Regions from separate parts of the Homo sapiens genome. Here regions 2, 3 and 4 are each linked to region 1. The links are chromatin contacts, found by Hi-C or POLR2A ChIA-PET in ENCODE. All regions are on one chromosome and are shown on one strand. The core of a region is the stretch at or near the end of the contact, and the rest is flanking DNA. Distances in the headings are between cores, read along the strand shown. Region 1 overlaps GRK5 (G protein-coupled receptor kinase 5). Region 2 has its middle 32 kb from the start of INPP5F. Region 3 holds the start of BAG3 (BAG cochaperone 3). Region 4 holds the start of NANOS1 (nanos C2HC-type zinc finger 1).

What was found. A loop is a pair of places that touch in the nucleus more often than their neighbours do. ChIA-PET counts read pairs that join two places held with the same protein, here RNA polymerase II (POLR2A). Pooled maps may share reads with other maps.
Region 2: a loop to region 1 is called in a pooled map, with 3 times the contacts of the local background. The contact joins two enhancer-like sites. A Hi-C loop is called at or near these places in 1 of 168 maps with a recorded cell type or tissue (B cell), 14 of 37 single-sample maps with no recorded cell type and 12 of 50 pooled maps. POLR2A ChIA-PET finds 5 or more read pairs at or near these places in 1 of 52 experiments (activated T-cell).
Region 3: a map of naive thymus-derived CD4-positive, alpha-beta T cell shows a loop between it and region 1 (10-fold over the local background). The contact joins the promoter of BAG3 here to the enhancer-like site in region 1. A Hi-C loop is called at or near these places in 2 of 168 maps with a recorded cell type or tissue (PC-9 and naive thymus-derived CD4-positive, alpha-beta T cell), 1 of 37 single-sample maps with no recorded cell type and 10 of 50 pooled maps.
Region 4: a pooled map shows a loop between it and region 1 (4-fold over the local background). The contact joins the promoter of NANOS1 here to the enhancer-like site in region 1. A Hi-C loop is called at or near these places in 3 of 37 single-sample maps with no recorded cell type and 6 of 50 pooled maps.

The regions. Positions count from the first base shown.
Region 1 is chr10:119,304,989-119,309,228 of GRCh38, forward strand. The region is part of intron 1 of GRK5 (G protein-coupled receptor kinase 5); the gene reads left to right. Among named protein-coding and RNA genes, the nearest start is that of GRK5-AS1, 32 kb to the right of the region's middle. RefSeq lists enhancers at 1,079-1,158, 1,569-1,668. Within about 2 kb of position 1,768, at least 30 of the 41 ENCODE cell types and tissues checked have a DNase peak (open chromatin) inside an H3K27ac peak, as active enhancers do; they include PC-9, where a contact is called at or near this core.
Region 2 is chr10:119,691,642-119,695,881 of GRCh38, forward strand. No RefSeq gene overlaps it. Among named protein-coding and RNA genes, the nearest start is that of INPP5F, 32 kb to the right of the region's middle. RefSeq lists an enhancer at 1-441. Within about 2 kb of position 1,775, at least 2 of the 41 ENCODE cell types and tissues checked have a DNase peak (open chromatin) inside an H3K27ac peak, as active enhancers do.
Region 3 is chr10:119,649,645-119,653,884 of GRCh38, forward strand. BAG3 (BAG cochaperone 3) reads left to right here and starts at 1,736. Exons shown (of 4, transcript NM_004281.4): 1 at 1,736-2,211. The coding sequence starts at 2,032. RefSeq lists enhancers at 874-1,828, 1,209-1,288 and a silencer at 1,489-1,788.
Region 4 is chr10:119,027,331-119,031,570 of GRCh38, forward strand. NANOS1 (nanos C2HC-type zinc finger 1) reads left to right here and starts at 2,384. Exons shown (of 1, transcript NM_199461.4): 1 at 2,384-4,240. The coding sequence starts at 2,472. The coding sequence ends at 3,350. It overlaps LINC03036 (long intergenic non-protein coding RNA 3036), which reads right to left and starts at 2,241. Exons shown (of 4, transcript NR_186540.1): 1 at 2,015-2,241. RefSeq lists an enhancer at 1,661-2,161 and silencers at 1,986-2,455, 2,576-2,785, 3,156-3,455.

The sequences.
Region 1 (4,240 bases), core at 518-3,017:
TCCCACCCCCTCCCTTCTCTTCTTTCCATCTCTCCCTGCAGTTTTTCTTTTGCTGACACCTGTTTCTGAAAAATCTTGGGTGTCTGGCTGTGGGGAGCTGCAGGAAAGCCCAGATGAGGTCTCCTGAGCTTCACCTTGTGGTTGGCAGCGAGGACTTGACCTAGAGCCTCTGACCTTCCACCTCCCTGGGCTCTGAGCTCCAGAGTCCCGTGGTCCTCCAAGGCTGTGGGAACCCGTGGTCCCCTCCCTTGCCTTTCCTCTCTTCGCTGACAGAACAAGGGGCCGGCAGAGGACATGTCAGGTGTGTCTCAGAGACCTGGGGGAAGATGGGCTCAACATGACCTGCTTCTGGGGTGACACCTCTGCTCACTCACTTATTCAAGCATTCACTCGTTCACAGACATGTCAGAGGTCTGCTGTGTGCCAGGCACATGTCCTAGGCACTGATGAGCAAAATGGACGTGGTCTCTGTCCTCTTGGGTGGAAGCCCCATAAAGGCATAAGTGAAAATTTGCTGACAAATTTTGATAGCTGCTTTTTCAAAGCCAGACACTGACTGAGGAGTGGTGGGAGAGAGCTGTGTGGGTATGACTTGGATTGATTGATTGGGGATGATCAGGGAAGGACAAGACCCTAAGACCTGAGGACTTGGCCGGGTGAAGTAGGGGCAGCAATAAAGTGCCACTCCCCGGGAGACACGTGTAAGTGCCCAGAGCAACGTCATTTGAGAGGTAAAAACCTGGAAGACCTAACCTACGTGTCTCTCAACAGGAGAGTGGATGGAGGAATTATTTTGACAAAACCTGTGGGTATGCAGGTTTAAAGAAATTTTGTTCCCATTCTGTAAGCTTGAAATGTTTCATTGCAAAAAAGTGATTCTGGAAATGTGTATCTAGCAGAGGAAATGACATATGCAAAGGCCCTGAGGCAGAAAATAACTCCCAGTGAGGAAGCAGGTGACGGCCTGACCACTGTACTTCCGGTATCTCTGCTCTCAGCCACCCCTGAGACCATGGAAAGGCTCCGTGTTGAGCCCTTGGAAGGCCTCCCTGGGAGTCCTGGGTGTCAGCTGGAGGACTGTGTGATGGTGAGGGAGTTGAACCACTGGGGCAGTGCCCGCCTGGGCTGGATTTGGGGGAGGGGGGAGCCTTTTGGATGAGTCAGTCCTCTCTGGTTGGAAACAGCAGAGTCTAGTTGAGGCTCTGCCAAGGACCCGTGGTGATTCTTGTCGCCTTTTGTGGAGAAATTTGCCCGCTAACAGGCCATCTGTGTGAGGTGAGTCACTGTTTCCCCCGTTTTGTTGATTGCAGACACCTCTGTGTGAGTCTGTTCAGCCTGAACTGCACACACCGATAAACTTCAGTGCCTGGATGAGCAAGCTTCCTGTGTGCTTCAGCTTGGGGCGCATGTGCGCTTCTTCTAGGATTTTCTGAAACTTGGTCAGGGGCTCCTGGATCATGATTGCAGATTGAGAGCCACTGAGCCATTCCAGGTCCTGTTTTCTGATGTGAAATGGAAGCCCAGAGTGGGGATGTGTCCAAACCCACACTGAGATCACACAGCGAGGGAAGGAAGCCGGGGTCCTGGCTGACACTTGCGGGGCAGAGCACCTTCTCTTGGCCCCGAATATGGATTTTGGTGTCCCTAGTCAAGATTTGTTCTGCTGACTTCTCCTGGGGAAAGAGGTGTCACGTCTGCCTGAGCCCCTGAGCCTGGTGGGTGGGGTGTGAGGATCTGGCCGGGGCCGCTGCACCTGCAGGTGTTTCCTGCAGACATTCTGCTGGGGAGCACTTCCCCTCTTCTCCCTCCAGGTGACTCACTGGGTGCAGTGTCCTCTAGCGTCTACTGGGTGCAGGGCACTGGGGAGACATGGGGGATGCTTCTTTGGGCTCGTCTGTACTAGGTATGGTTATAGGGTACTGGGGGTTGCCTAAAAAAATGCTGTGTGACCTTGATGGCTCACTTTTTCTCCCTGGGCCTCTGTGTCTCCAGCCGTCAGTGAGGAGCAGGCGTGGGTGATCAGCAAGGTTCCTCTCAGCTCTGATGTCATTCATTCTGAGTTAGGTGGAGAGTAGGGGATAATTGCAGCCCTTATTCACTGAACTTTCTTAACTATGCTAAATGCTTTACGTGCATCAGCTCATTGATGCCTATATCTATGTGGTTACAGAGGAGCCAGTTGAAGCACAGAGAGGTTGAGTAAATTTCCTGGAGTCACACAGCTAGTAAATTACATACCTGGGTTTAAACCCAGGCAGTCTGGCCCTGGAGCATGCAGTCTTAATCACTGCATGATTAAGGCTGAATCATGGTCCCCTAAAGATGTCGTATCCGAATCCCTGCAACTTGTGAATATGTTACCTACCTGATAAAAGGGCCTTTTCAGATGTGATTAAGTTAAGGCTGTTGAGATGGAGAGGTTATCCAGGGATATCAGGTGGGCCTGATTAGAGGGAGAGTGGACTGTGCCTGTGAAAAGGAGTTCAGAGTGATGCAGCTTGAGAAAGACCTGACCAGCGACTGCTGGTTTTGAAGGTGGAGGAAGGGCCATGAATTGAGCCAAGGAATAGAGGTGGCCTGTAGATTCTCCCCTGGAGTCTCCAGAAGGCACACTGCCCTGCCGACACCTGGATTTAGCCCGGTGAATCTGATTCCAGACTTCTGACTTCTAGAACTGTAGGATAATACATTTGTGTCTATAGCACTCCATTTGTGCCGTTAATAACTTGTTACTGAAGCAAGAGGAAACTCATGCAGCCATGCTCTACTCTGGTCTCCTGGTGGCGAGCCCTCCTTTCTGCATACACACTGGATTTTGAATTCTGAGGGGTAACAACCTCATCTTGCCAACAGAGCCCTCCTTGGCCATTTCACAATTCAAGAAGCATTTTCTAGGAAGCCTTTTAAAGCCCCACTGCCTTGCCCCAGCTTGCTCTGTTGTGTCACAGGAATGAGGTGGGGAGAGGACAGAGGGAAAGGGTCATGGGGAACCTGGGGCCCCAGCCTATACCCTGCCTCTATGAGGCTCCATCTGAGCACCCACCTCTCCAGGCATCGTCCTTGGTCCCCTGGGAGTGGGCACCCATGGCGGGTCTGCACTGTATGCCCAGTGCGCCTTTGTAGGCCGAACCTGCAGGGTCAGAGCTGGGTCTAAGGCTGCTCCCCAGGTCCTTGCAGGAACATAAGTGCCCGGGTTTATCTTTGGGCACTAGAGCTGTGCCCACAGCAGCTCCTGTTCAGATCTGGATCAGGGTCAGGCCCCCATCACTGATTGCGCACCCCAGGCACGCCTCACCCTGCCCCGGCCTCAGCTTCCTGATCTACAAAATGGGTGTCATGCTGCAGCCCTGCCGAAATTGTGTGCTCATGGTAGAAGTGACTGGGAAGAACTCTGCGTGTGGCAAGGGCTCTCGCTGCTGCTTCGGTACAGTCATCTGTAGGGTCATCTGTGACGTATGGGCCAGGCGTGTGCCCCCTCAGAATCCTCTCTGGGTCCCCTGACTCCTCCCCAGGAGCAGCCCACTCCATGGAGCTTCCCTTGGCCCCAAGTGCTTGAAGGGAAAGGTGAACACAGTCGGGATGACAAAGTTAGGAGGCGTGTGTTTTTCTTCCCGGTGACGTTGGGCCGGTCAGCCCGCGTCTTCGTAGCTTCAATGGCTTCTCCTGTGCCACGCGGTGGGGGAGCTTTCTTACGCCTCGTTCTGAGGATTAGAGACAATGGCTGCACAGGCACTGTGGCTGCCATGCTCAGGCCTGCCCTCGCTCCTGACCCCCAGGCCAGCTGCTTCCTGGTTCCAGGGGGCCAGGAGGAGGATCTTAGTGTTAGCCTGAGATCCTGGGCAGGTCCAGTTCTGAGGCAGGGGAGCCCTGTATGGATTTGGGGGAATGCTGGCAGGATGGCCTGCCGGCCCTTTTCTCCCCACTTCCCAGACGGAGCTGAAGGGAAAGGACTCTTCCCTGAGGGAGGCAGATCTTCCCAGGGCCTGTCTGGGAGCTCCCTCCAGTGAGGAGGCTGGTGCTGAGGCTGGGAGGGCTGGTGCCCAGGGCCCGGGCTCTTGAGCCTAGATGGAAACTGGGGCCACCTTCGGAGTTCTTGCCACATCCCTGCAGGGCTGGTGCGTGAGGGACCGTGTGGTCTCTAAGAAGAGAGGGTTCAGCCCAAGGGTCACCTCCTTCAGGAAGCCTTCCCTGATTCCACAGGCAGGGTTGATTGTGCCTCCCCTGTGCCCCCTCAGCCCCT
Region 2 (4,240 bases), core at 525-3,024, 390 kb after region 1:
ACTTGGGAGGCTAAGGCAGGAGAATGGCCTGAACCCGGGAGGCAGAGCTTGCAGTGAGCCGAGATCGTGCCACTGCACTCCAACCTGGGCAACAGAGTGAGACTCCATCTCAAAAAAATAAAAAATAAAAAAGAAGTAATGAGAAACATGCCTGTTAGGTTACGAGGGGCTGTTGTATGCCTTGACACTGAAGGTGAAGACAGCCAGAATATAACCAGCTCCACCTTTGAAGCTCTGTATTAGAGCTGGCTGCTGCTCAAGAGTCCCACCACAAGTGATCACACACAGCTGTCAATGCCTCCTGGAAGTGACTTAGCAAGTCTGGGAGGCATTTGAAGTGAAATATCAGGCATCCAACCCAAGATGCTAGCAGCCTGATTAGAAAGGCAGGGTTGATGAAGACAGGGCGGGAGTCGCTGTGGCTCCCCTCTTTCCAGGGAGGTAAGAAAGAGGCCTCTGAGAGGAGACCCACCCTGTCCTGGGGAGGCCGAGGGCCCAATGCATTGGTGCCAATGACATGGGGCTCACAGTCTCTGTTCAAAGATGATCCCACCATCCACCTCTTCTGAGACCTTGATTTTTCAGTTGTCCCAGCTCTCTTGTGTGTCCAACTTCTCCTCTTGATTTATCCCCAGCAACATTAATATATCTTTAAGTTAATAGGCTAGGCATGGTGGCTCACGCCTGGAATCCCAGCACTTTGGGAGGCTGAGGCAGGCGGATCACGAGGTCAGGAGTTCAAGACCAGCCTGACCAATGTGGTAAAATCCCATCTCTACTAAAAATACAAAAATTAGCTGGGCACGGTGGTGGGCATCCGTAGTCCCAGCTACTCAGGAGGCTGAGGCAGGAGAATCACTTGAACCCGGGAGGCGGAGGTTGCAGTGAGCCGAGATCGCGCCATTGCACCCCAGCCTGGATAACAGAGTGAGACTCCATCTCAAAAAAAAAAAAAAAAAAAAAAAAGAGAGAGAGATATATATAAAATCTTTAAGTTGCTCTCACCACTCTATCCTGTTGTTGCCCCATTTCTCTCCTCCCTGCAAAATTAAACTCTTAAAGGAGTTATGCACACTCAGTGCCTCTACCTCCTCATTTCCTGTTCTGTTCAAGTTCCTTTGGAATACAGACCCATCTGGCTGGCTCTAGGGAGCTGCTTCTTATAGGGACACACTGGCAACCATGTGCAAATCTAGCAATAGATCCTCTGGGTCTGGATTTCCCATTCTTTTCCAGAGTCCTTTCTAGTCCCTCTCCAGGCTGTCTCCCTCTCCCACATGGCCTCGTTCACCTGCTCTACACGAATCCGTTCCGACTTTCTGTATCTGCTCAACCTCACCCCAGACCTCTTACCCAAGATGCTGAAGGATAATTGGCCTCATGGAAACCTGGAATAGGGGCTGCAAACTCATCAGGATGGGCTCCTCCTCCTTTCTACCCTGCCCTCTCCTCCCTCATCTGTGTGTGTGTGTGTGTGTGTGTGTGTGTGTGTGTGTGTGTGTGTGTGTGTCTGCTTCTCTCTGACCATCTCTGCCATTTCCACCACTCTCTACTTACCCATCCTACACCATCCCATAATGAACACTCCAGCTTCAGTCAACTTCAGGATCTTTAGCCCAGCTCCCACCATCAACAGACAGATGCTCAAGAGATGGAACCCAACTAGCCTGGTAATTTCTTCAAGTGAGGAGACAAGTCATAGGTCACTGGCCTCAGATTACAGGATGTGGCTGTTTAGGACCACAGGATGGTGGACAGGACGGCCTCCCTGAGAGGCGGTGGGGAGAGCAGACCACAAGAAGCAGCTTTGTATGCCTCCCATTCACGCCTCCACCCAAGGCATGGCCTGTGTGCTCAGCAGCCCGGAAACTGCTTTCACTGAGGTCATAAACAGTGTCTTTGTTGTTGAATCCAATGGACAGTATTCCTTTCTTTCTGTGAATGAATGTTCAGTGGCTTCTGGAGCTGTTGACCCTTTTCCTGACCCCTTTCCTGTAACTCCCATGAGATTTACCCTCTTTAGTTTTCCTCCTATATTTTGGCTATTTCCTTCCAGCCTATGTTTTGGGCTCCTCTTTCTCTGCCTGTGCTTTCAAAGCTGACCATCCTCTGGGTCTGGATTTTCCTTTCCTTTCCAGAATCCTTTCTAGTCCCTCTCCAGGCCATCTGCCTCTTCCACATGGCCTCAGTCACCTACTCTATACGAATCCATTCTGACTTTCTGTATCTGCACAACCTCATCCCAGACCTCACCCAACTGGACAGCCCCACCTAGACATCCCACAGGTACTTCGAAGTCACTGTATGCACAGTGGCACTCCATCCCCCTTCTACCTTCTTCTCCCTGATGTTTCCTACTTCAGGAGATGGTGCCACCCACTTGCCCAGGCCAGAAACAGCATCATGCTTAATACCTTATTTCCTTCACTCTAAACCCAACCAAACACCAAACATGAAAGAATCAACAGGCCAGGTGCAGTGGCTCACACCTGTAATCCCCGCACTTTAGGAGGCTGAGATGGGCGGATCACCAGAGGTCAGGAGTTCGAGACCAGCCTGGCTAACATGGTGAAACACCATCTCTACAAAAAATATAAAAAATTAGCTGGGCATGGTGGTGTGTGCCTGTAATCCCAGCTACTCGGGAGGCTGAGGCAGGAGAATCGCTTGAACCTGCGAGGCAGAGGTTTCAGTGAGCCGAGATTGTGCCACTGCACTCCAGCCTGGGCAACAAGAGCAAAACTCTGTCTCAAAAAAAAAAAATCGACAATAATCCCTTCATATATCAAATATCCAGTGTTCTACTTTCAGAGCATCCATCTTTTCCTTTTCCCTCCTGCCACCACCATCATTCTTGGAGTCATTCTCCTAAATGGGCTCTTCACTTTCAGTCTTCCAACCACCCAATCTAGTAACCCCCACTGAGTTACTCTCCCCATGGCCAGAAGGCTCCTTTCCTGCCTCCTTCCTCCTTTTTAAAAGAAATGTAGTTTTGTCACAGGATCCTTGGGGTGTCGTTTTTCCAGCTGGAAAACCTCTGTGGCCAGCAGCGCCTTCTGCCTGAATATTGCTTCTGCCCACTGGGCTCATCCCACCCACTTGGCCCGGCAGGCTGTGCTCAGATCCCACACCTGCCAAGGGCAAGCCAGGCGTGGAGTGGCGGGTGTGTGGGCAAGCAAGCATGGGATCTGGCCACTATGCACAGCCAGGCATGCCAGCTGCTATGGTGGGACAGGCAACTCCAGGTGCCACCACAGGTGCTTGCTCCATGAAAAGCTGTGGCTGGACCAGATGTACTGCATGCGGCTTCTGCTGCAGGCACCCGTGTCTGGATGAGGGTAATATGGTGGCACCTGCAAACTTGGAGATGCCAGGAACCGCAGAGCCCCAAAGAGGGTGTCGCAGCCCTGGCTTGGAGACCCCCTAGGTCTGAGCTCCCCGAAGGGCCAGAGCTCTTCTTTTCTTATTGCCTGCAATGTGGTGAGCCAGGGGGTTGTGTTTCAGCCCTGTTTGTGTTACAGCTTTTTCAGTCCCACCATTCGGCAGGTCCCAAGTTCTTGTCATGCATCCAGGAAGAATGAGGTACACAGACAACTGGAGGGTGAGTGAGGTGGAGAGGAGCTTCGCTGAGTGACAGAACAGCTCTCAGGAGATTCAAAGTGGCTAGCTCCTATCCACAGGCAGGTCATCCTGATGAGTCAAGGAGACCGAAGCGGGTAGCTCCTTCCTGCAGCTGGTAGTCCCAACATCTTTAGCCCTCAGAAGAGAGGAGCCCCAGAGTGGGTAGCTCCTATTTGCAGGCAGGTCATCCCAACGTCTGCAGCCCTCAGTGGAGAGGAGACCCAGAGGGGTTAGCTCCTATCAGCAGCAGGTCATCCCAACGTCTCTGTGAGTCTGGCTGAGTTGAGGGTTTGTATGGGTTTCAGAAAGGAGAAAGTGCGTGCTGATTGGTCCATACTTGACTAAAACAAGGTCCAACCTAGCTGTTTCTGTAAGATGGCAAGAGGTAGACAATCATATCATCTATAATAATGATAAATTAATTTATCCTATGTTGTGCCTCGTGTTCTTTTTTTTTTTTTGAGACAGAGTCTTACTCTGTTGCCCAGACTAGAGTGCAGTGGTGCGATCTCAACTCACTGCAACCTCTGTCTCCCAGGTTCAAGTGATCTCCTGCTTCAGCCTCCCAAGTAGCTGGGATTACAGGTGCACGCCGCCATGCCTGGCTAATTTTTGTATT
Region 3 (4,240 bases), core at 486-2,985, 340 kb after region 1:
CATATGTTGTATATGTATTATATGTATTCGTGCAATAAAGTAAGCTAGAGAAAAGAACATGTTAAGAAAATCATAAGGAAGAGATTTTACATTTACATAAGGAAGAGTAGTACACTTACTACTCATTTAGTGGACGTGATCATCATAAACGTCATCATCCTCATTATCTTCACGTGGAGGCTGAGGAGGGGAAGGAAGAGGAAGGGTTGATTCTCCTGTCAAGGGGTGGCAGAGACAGAAGAGGTGGAGGAGGTGGAAGGGGAGACTGGAGAGGCAAGCACATCGGTGTAACTTTTATTGAAAAAAAATCCATGTACAAGTGGACCTGCTCAATTCAAACCCATGTTAAGGGTCAACTGTACAGTAATCTGAAGTATGTAACCTGATGTTACATTTCTCTCAATCATTTCTCTCTTTCTTTCTCTCTCTTTCTTTTAAAGAGATAGGGTCTTGCTCTGTCGCTTAGGTTGGCATGAAGAGCAAAATCATAGCTCATGGCAGCTTCAAACTCCTGGGCTCAAATGAGCCTCCCACCTCAGCCTCCTGAGTAGCTGGGACTACAGGCATAAGCCACTGCACCTGGCTTATTTTTTGTTTATGCAGAGATGGGGGTCTTACTGTGTTGTCCAGGCTGGTCTCAAACTCCTGGACTCAAGAGGTCCTCCAGTCTTGACTTTCCAAAGTGCTGGCATTATAGGCATGAGCCATGGTGGCAAGCCCTCATCAGTTATTTTTCTATGATTCTGTCTCTCTGTCCCCTCCTTACAAGGAAAGTAATTTTGAAACAACCAATCCAGTCTTGGTTCTTTGTTTCTGCTTTCTTCAGCCCTTCTCTGTCTATAAAACCAACCTCTTCTGCTCAGCTCATGGGAGCACTTATTCTAATTTAATGGAGATGTTGCCCAATTTCTAGAATCACAAATAAGATCTTTAACAATAAAAGTTAAAAAATGAAAATCAACAACAACAACAACAAAAAAGATCTTTAAATGTGTTGTAATTTTCTCCTTTGACAGGTTACAAGTGCAATTGAATAAACCAAACAAAAAATGTCATGGTTATTCGGTCTTTACTTCCCAAATCAGGGTCAAGATATAAGATAGCAAGAACCAATCTCTACCATAAAAAAGATCCAGACCCAAGAAAATGTGATTTATCTTTAAAGCTGCAACGAAACTTTCTTTTTAGTCTAGGAGACTAAAAGCCATCAGTTGATACAATCTCTTTTTTTCTTGAAGTTTCCAAAGGAAGGCAGGTGAGTTTGCACTGACTTCCATTTTCTCCCTGGCTTCCTTCCGGTGTCAGATGAGAGTCCCCGCGCTCCTCCCGGACAGCCCTCAGGGTCCTCGGCTATCATATATGGGGGAGGGGGTGGAGGTGGGCGAGATGGTTTTGTTTGTACAGGAAGGACGGGCGGCAGGCACGGGGAGCACGGGCTCCGGCCCCGGGAACACTCACTCGGCGCAAAGGAGAGGGAGAGAGCGACTATGAAAGCCGAAACCCGCCCGGGGCGCACGGAGGACGGCCCCAGTCCAGCTCGTCCGGCTTCCCACCCGCAGGCGGACCCCGAAGCCGCGCCCGCGCCCGCCCGCGGCGACTCCGGCCCGGGCACGCGCACGAGTCGGAAGGGGGAGGGGCGGGAGGAGGTGGGGGAGGGGCGAGCGGGCCGAGGCCCCGCCCCCGCTCCTCTGCCCCGCCCGCCGCGATTATAGCCGATGACTCAGGGCGGAGCTCCGCATCCAACCCCGGGCCGCGGCCAACTTCTCTGGACTGGACCAGAAGTTTCTAGCCGGCCAGTTGCTACCTCCCTTTATCTCCTCCTTCCCCTCTGGCAGCGAGGAGGCTATTTCCAGACACTTCCACCCCTCTCTGGCCACGTCACCCCCGCCTTTAATTCATAAAGGTGCCCGGCGCCGGCTTCCCGGACACGTCGGCGGCGGAGAGGGGCCCACGGCGGCGGCCCGGCCAGAGACTCGGCGCCCGGAGCCAGCGCCCCGCACCCGCGCCCCAGCGGGCAGACCCCAACCCAGCATGAGCGCCGCCACCCACTCGCCCATGATGCAGGTGGCGTCCGGCAACGGTGACCGCGACCCTTTGCCCCCCGGATGGGAGATCAAGATCGACCCGCAGACCGGCTGGCCCTTCTTCGTGGACCACAACAGCCGCACCACTACGTGGAACGACCCGCGCGTGCCCTCTGAGGGCCCCAAGGTGAGCCGGGCCCGCGGCCCGCCCTGGTCGGTGGCGCCACCTCGACGGCAGGCGGCGGGGAGTGGGCTGGGCCGGGGGGACGCGAGGCGGCGGGGCCCGGGGGTCGGCGAAGGCCCCTCGCGGGCGGACACCGGCTCCGCGCCCCGCCACACACTCCCGCTGCGCCCGGACGAGTCCCCGCTCCGGACCCGCCCTTGACAGGCGTCGGGGCGAAAGGAGGCCCCGGGATTCGGTGGCCCGGGAAGCGACCCCGCAGTGGCTCCGGTGCCGTCCACGGCTCGACTCCAGGGCGGAAGGCCGGGTGTCCAGCGCTGGCCTCGCGCTCTAGGGCTGGGAGAGGGGCGGCCGGCCTGGTCAGCTCCGGAGGCCCCGGCCCACCGTGGCCCCTGCTGCCCGCTCGGCCTCCGGGCCCGGGACCCGCGGCGCACCCTGCTGACCGCGGACTCGAGGGGGACACTCGCAAGCTTGGATGGTGGTTTTGGGGGGAATTTTACCGCTCAAGTTCTCCAACTTGGTTGAGGGGTATCTTGGCTACTGTCCCATGTTAGGCACCCAATGACTCTGGAGGCTGGTGTCAAAACATTCATATATATATGTGTGTGTGTGTATTTTAAATTAAAATTGTATTATTGTTTGAAAGTGCTTTCAATATGAACGTATCCTAGTATGATTTGTAAAATAAAAAACAGGGTGTGCTTCTCCCCAGCAGTTTCTAGAGATCTAGACTAGAGATCTGAGACTGTCTTACAGTTGGCCATTGCCTTACCACATTGCCTCACACTGGAGAGAAAGAGAATGATACGTGTATATTTATAATGGCATTCGCTTCCTGCCTTGTTATGGTATTAAAATACTTAGGATTTGTTACCAGTACACAAATAACTGACTAATGATACTCTTGTGAATACAGCAGAAGTATGTCTCATTTACATACATGCAAGGATATATACTTCTTAATCCCCAAGAGCATGAAATTTGAAAATGTAAATTTGGAATGAGTGTGTTAATTTTCAAAAATCAGAGTTAGTTATACTATTCTTTCAATTTTTTATAAATTTGAGCTTTCAGGATAAAAAGTTTTTAAAATAAATATGTTATACTTAAAGCTGAATTGTTAACGCCGTCTGGGCAAGATAAAAGCAGCAAAGAGCTGGTAAATTATTTTGAAGATTTAAAAACTCACCAAATTAAAACTGCTGTGTAACCCATTGTTTTAGAAGAAAGACCTGTATTATTTCCCTTCATCTTTATGCACTTTTTGTTTTAACAATATTGATAAAACTCCGGTGCCCAGCAGTGAGACCGTGTACAGGCAGCAGTTTACATTTACGAGAGATTAGTTGTATATTTATTCTTGAAAATTAGTACAAGAGGCTGTAATTAGCTGGGATGGGCACAGTTACATATACCTTTTTGTGTGTCTGTTCCACCCATTTTTGGGTGAAACTGACACTCATTTCAAACCACCTTTCTTAGGAGTCTGCGTGGATGTACATGATCTTTAGTGTGGTTTACAACTATTATTTTGAAGCCTTCTTCCTGTAGACATAGGGATAGTGGTATCTGTTGGCAGCCTTTGTTGTGAGTGAAGATCAAGTTTGAACATAAACATTCCCAGCACTTTGTTCTCAGCATGAAACTTACCCAGCAAGTTGAGATCTTCCTGTACCCACCTGGTGCATGGGTTAGGCTGTGATTTCATAAACCTTATTAAAAGAAAAAAAGCAGGTTTAGTTACCATTATTCTTGTCAGCAAATACAAAGAACTACTAAATCAGAAGTCTGATGCTGGGAAGATTTATTTGAAAATTTCACGGTCAAAATTTTAAAGTTGAAATGTCCTTGAAGATCTCTTATGTTAGGCTTCTTTATTTTCTGAAACCCAGAGAGTTCAGGTGTGACTTTGAAGGTCATCCAGCTAGTACCAACAACAGGGAGAGAACTAGTGTCAGGAAAGTCCTAATAAGAGGCAGTGTGTCTCTTCAGAAGTTGGAAGTGAGTGTTTTGGGAAACTGAGGCATGCAGGCTA
Region 4 (4,240 bases), core at 1,134-3,633, 280 kb before region 1:
ACATGCCTCTAAACCCAGCTACTCAGGAGGCTGAGGCAGGAGAATCGCTTAAACTCAGGAGGCAGAGATTGCAGTGAGCCTAGATCGTGCCATCGCACTCCAGTCTGGGCGACAGAGTGAGACTCTGTCTCAAAAAAAAAAAAAGAAATCCTACTCTTCTCTAGGTCTCATTTTCTTCATCTGTAAGGATTGGACAGAACTGGGTGCAGTGGCTCACATTTGCAATCCCAGCACTTTGTGAGGCCAAGACAGGAGGATCACTTGAGGCCAGGAGTTCAAGACCAGCCTGGGCAACATAGCGAGACCCCCATCTATTAAAAAAGAAAAGAAAAAGGCAAGAAAAGATCGAACAGAATGATCCCAAAGATCCCTTCCCATGCTGACATTCTGATTCCCTCATTCATTCATTCTAATATTAACCAATGCCAGCACTAGGTTCTGGGCATCCCCTGCTGAGCCATTCTAAACCTGCTGGGCACAGCCAAGACCTGTGAGTGTGGCCTCAGGCCTAGTGAGGGCTCATTGTTTCCACAGCCACTGCATGGTCCAGAGTGAGGAAGGAAAGCCCCATCTGCCCCATGAAGCCCACCCTGCCAGGGCCCACCTGCCAGGGGAGGCATTTTCCTGATCCCAGTTCTAGGTTTCATCCTAGAAGAGCCCTCAGTATCTAAAGCCTTTCCTACTTTCAATTTTTAAAAAAGTTGGGAAGTGTAAGACCACCTGCCATCTTCCTAATCAAAACTCATCTTCTGGCTCTTATTCTCCATGGCTTTTACACAACATGTTTTATTCATTTCAAAGTATTTAATTATAATGTTGAGGCCAGGTGTGGTGGCTCATGTCTGTAATCCCAGCACTTTGGGAGGCCAAGGCAGGAAGATCGCTTGAGGCCAGGTGTTCAAGACCAGCCTAGGCAACATAGTGAGACCCTGTCTCAAGAAAAAAAAAAAAGAAAAAAGAAAAATCAAGAAGAAAAAAGAAAGAGTGAGAAAGAAAGAAAGAGGCCAGACGCGGTGGCTCACGCCTGTAACACCAACACTTTGGGAGGCCAAGGCAGGCGGATCGCGAGGTCTGGAGTTCAAGACAAGCCTGGCCAACATAGTGAAACCCCGTCTCTACTAAAATACAAAAAATTAGCCCGGCATGGTGGCGGGCATCTGTAATCCCAGCTGCTTGGAAGGCTGAGGCAGGAGAATTGCTTGAACCCGGGATGCGGAAAGAAAAGAAAAAAAAAGAAAGAAAAGGAAGGAGGGAAAGAAGGAAGGAAGGAAGGAAGGAAAGAAGGAAGGAAAGAAGGAAGGAAGGAAGGAAGGAAGGAAGGAAGGAAGGAAGGAAGGAAGGAAGGAAGGAAGACAAAATATAACATTGAATACACGTTGTTTTTCAAACTGCACATACAACCCACATTTTGACTCAGGCCTCTGGGGCGAGGGGGTACACACACACACACACATCCCAGTCACTGTCCTAGGCTCTCCAGCCATGAGATTTTCCGGCCCAGCCCCAACCCCGACCTAAGTAACCGGCTATCGGCCACCCATTGGCTGAAGTCCCTGAGCACCTGTTGGGAGGAAGGCTGCTGCGTGCAGCCGGAAAGTCCTGCGTCCCTCCGCTCTTACCGCGGCAGGAACCACAGCCTCCCCGAACCTCAGGGTTTGTATGGATTTCGCCCAGGGGAAAGCGCTCCAACGCGCGGTGCAAACGGAAGCCACTGGCTGGTTGGGCGGCTGTGATGGGAGAGCTGCATCCTTCCAACGCGTCCAGCTTTTCATGCTGATGTTGGTGAGAAGGGGGTGGATAGCGGGGATTCTCAGGATTAGGGCCTAGGGCCATTAAAGGCTGGGAGGTGGGGGCGTAAACCTGTGGCCACCCTGACCCCTGTCCTCGGGGGGCCTCACCACCAGGCCGAGGAGACCCAGGCCTGGTCACCTGCTCCAAGCCCAGGCCCGGCGCTCGAATGCGGGCCCCAGCGGCCCTCCCTTCCCGGCCCTTCTCTCCCCTACTTTCTCCTCACCTCCCAGCTGCGCGGAGAACACGCCCCCTCCCCGTGTTCCCACCAATCAGCGTCCGGAGCGGCGCCCGAGGCGCCGGGGGGCTCTGGTCTGCAGCCAATGAGCGCCACGGCTCGAGGCGGCGCCTCGCCCGCCCCCTCCCGGAATGAAGGCCGCCCGACAGCTGGCGAGGCTGGCGCAGCGCGCGGGGCGCGGGAGCCGCGCGGGCTGGAGCGGAGCGCGCACACAGCCAGCCCGCCTCCGCTCCGCCTCCGTCCGGGGCGCGGGCGAGGTGGCCGGGGCGGGGGAACGCAGGGGGCAGGGCCGCGGCGGCGAGGCCGGGGGGCGGGGAGGAGTGGGCCCGATAAAAGGCGGCGCGGCGGCCCCACCCCGCGGCAGGCCGGCGGGCAGGCTCGGCGTGTCCCTTCCGTCCGGCCCGCGCCGGCGGCGGGGAGGCGGCGCGCGGCCCGCAGCCCGCCCATGGAGGCTTTCCCCTGGGCGCCCCGCTCGCCCCGCCGCGGCCGCGCCCCCCCGCCCATGGCGCTCGTGCCCAGCGCCCGCTACGTGAGCGCCCCGGGCCCGGCGCACCCGCAGCCCTTCAGCTCCTGGAACGACTACCTGGGGCTCGCCACGCTCATCACCAAAGCGGTGGACGGCGAGCCGCGCTTCGGCTGCGCCCGCGGTGGGAACGGCGGCGGCGGCTCCCCGCCCTCCTCCTCCTCGTCGTCCTGCTGCTCCCCCCACACGGGGGCCGGGCCTGGGGCGCTGGGGCCGGCGCTGGGGCCGCCCGACTACGACGAGGACGACGACGACGACAGCGACGAGCCGGGGTCCCGGGGCCGCTACCTGGGGAGCGCGCTGGAATTGCGCGCGCTGGAGCTGTGCGCGGGCCCCGCCGAGGCCGGGCTGCTGGAGGAGCGCTTCGCCGAGCTGAGCCCGTTCGCGGGTCGTGCCGCCGCCGTGCTGCTGGGCTGCGCGCCCGCCGCCGCCGCCGCCGCCACCACCACCAGCGAGGCGACGCCGCGCGAGGAGCGGGCCCCGGCGTGGGCGGCCGAGCCCCGGCTGCACGCGGCCTCCGGGGCGGCGGCCGCCCGGCTGCTGAAGCCCGAGCTGCAGGTGTGCGTGTTCTGCCGGAACAACAAGGAGGCGATGGCGCTCTACACCACCCATATCCTCAAGGGCCCCGACGGGCGAGTGCTGTGTCCCGTGCTGCGCCGCTACACGTGTCCCCTGTGCGGCGCCAGCGGCGACAACGCGCACACCATCAAGTACTGCCCGCTCTCCAAAGTGCCGCCGCCGCCCGCCCGCCCGCCGCCCCGCAGCGCCAGGGACGGCCCGCCTGGCAAGAAGCTGCGCTGAAGGCCCGGGCTCCCGGCCGCCCAGGGTCGCCGCCGCCCCTCGCACCGCTAGGTCTGCGCACCATCTCGCCCCCGCCGTGGGGAGGCGTGCGGCTCAGCGGTCGGCTCGACATGGGACGTCGTCCTGGTGGTTTTTGAAAAGCAGCCGACCGTGTGGAGTACTTCCGTGCTGAACGATTGGGACTAGACGCTGAAATCCCCATTTGTCTTCAGTTTCTAGTTTGCACATCCAGAACGGCGAAGGCTGGGTGTGTATTCCACTAACTGAAATATGGCAACTTAGAGGCGCTGTTTATTTACTGTATACGTCGACCTATTTTAGATGCGCATCAGTATGAAATTGTCTCAATCTTGGATGTTTCATTTTATGAATGGAGGCACTTTACTAGGTCTAGAATATTTTTTTAAAAGCCTCTGAACTGAGCTTAAAACTGGCGATTTTATGAAATGTCGGCAAAATGACTATTTTATTGTTTGAAGCGAGTTAATATTCTCAGTTGTCTTTAAAAATCAGTTACTCTAATTCCAGGTGAAGCAAGCCGCTGGTAGCATCACCCTTATGAGAAGTGAAGGTTTTGTAAACTTTCCAGTATTAATTTGGGCGGGTATTCCCCGCTTGTGGCTTGTTTCTGTCCTAGCTGGAGGTGTAAAATGCACAATGTGTAGCAGGTAGAATACAGCTCCTTATCGTTCTATGTACCAGGTATTTTATTACTGAACTAGCAACTAGCCTTTTCCACCTTTAAAAGTTGTGCCAAGTCATAATCATATTGTGTATAACTTGGAAATGGTGCTGTTTAAAAAAATTGTGTATTTATACAGTAACAGTATGAATTCATTAATCTCACCTGTAACTTTCCTACTTGGCATTTTCTCTACACACTCACCCTC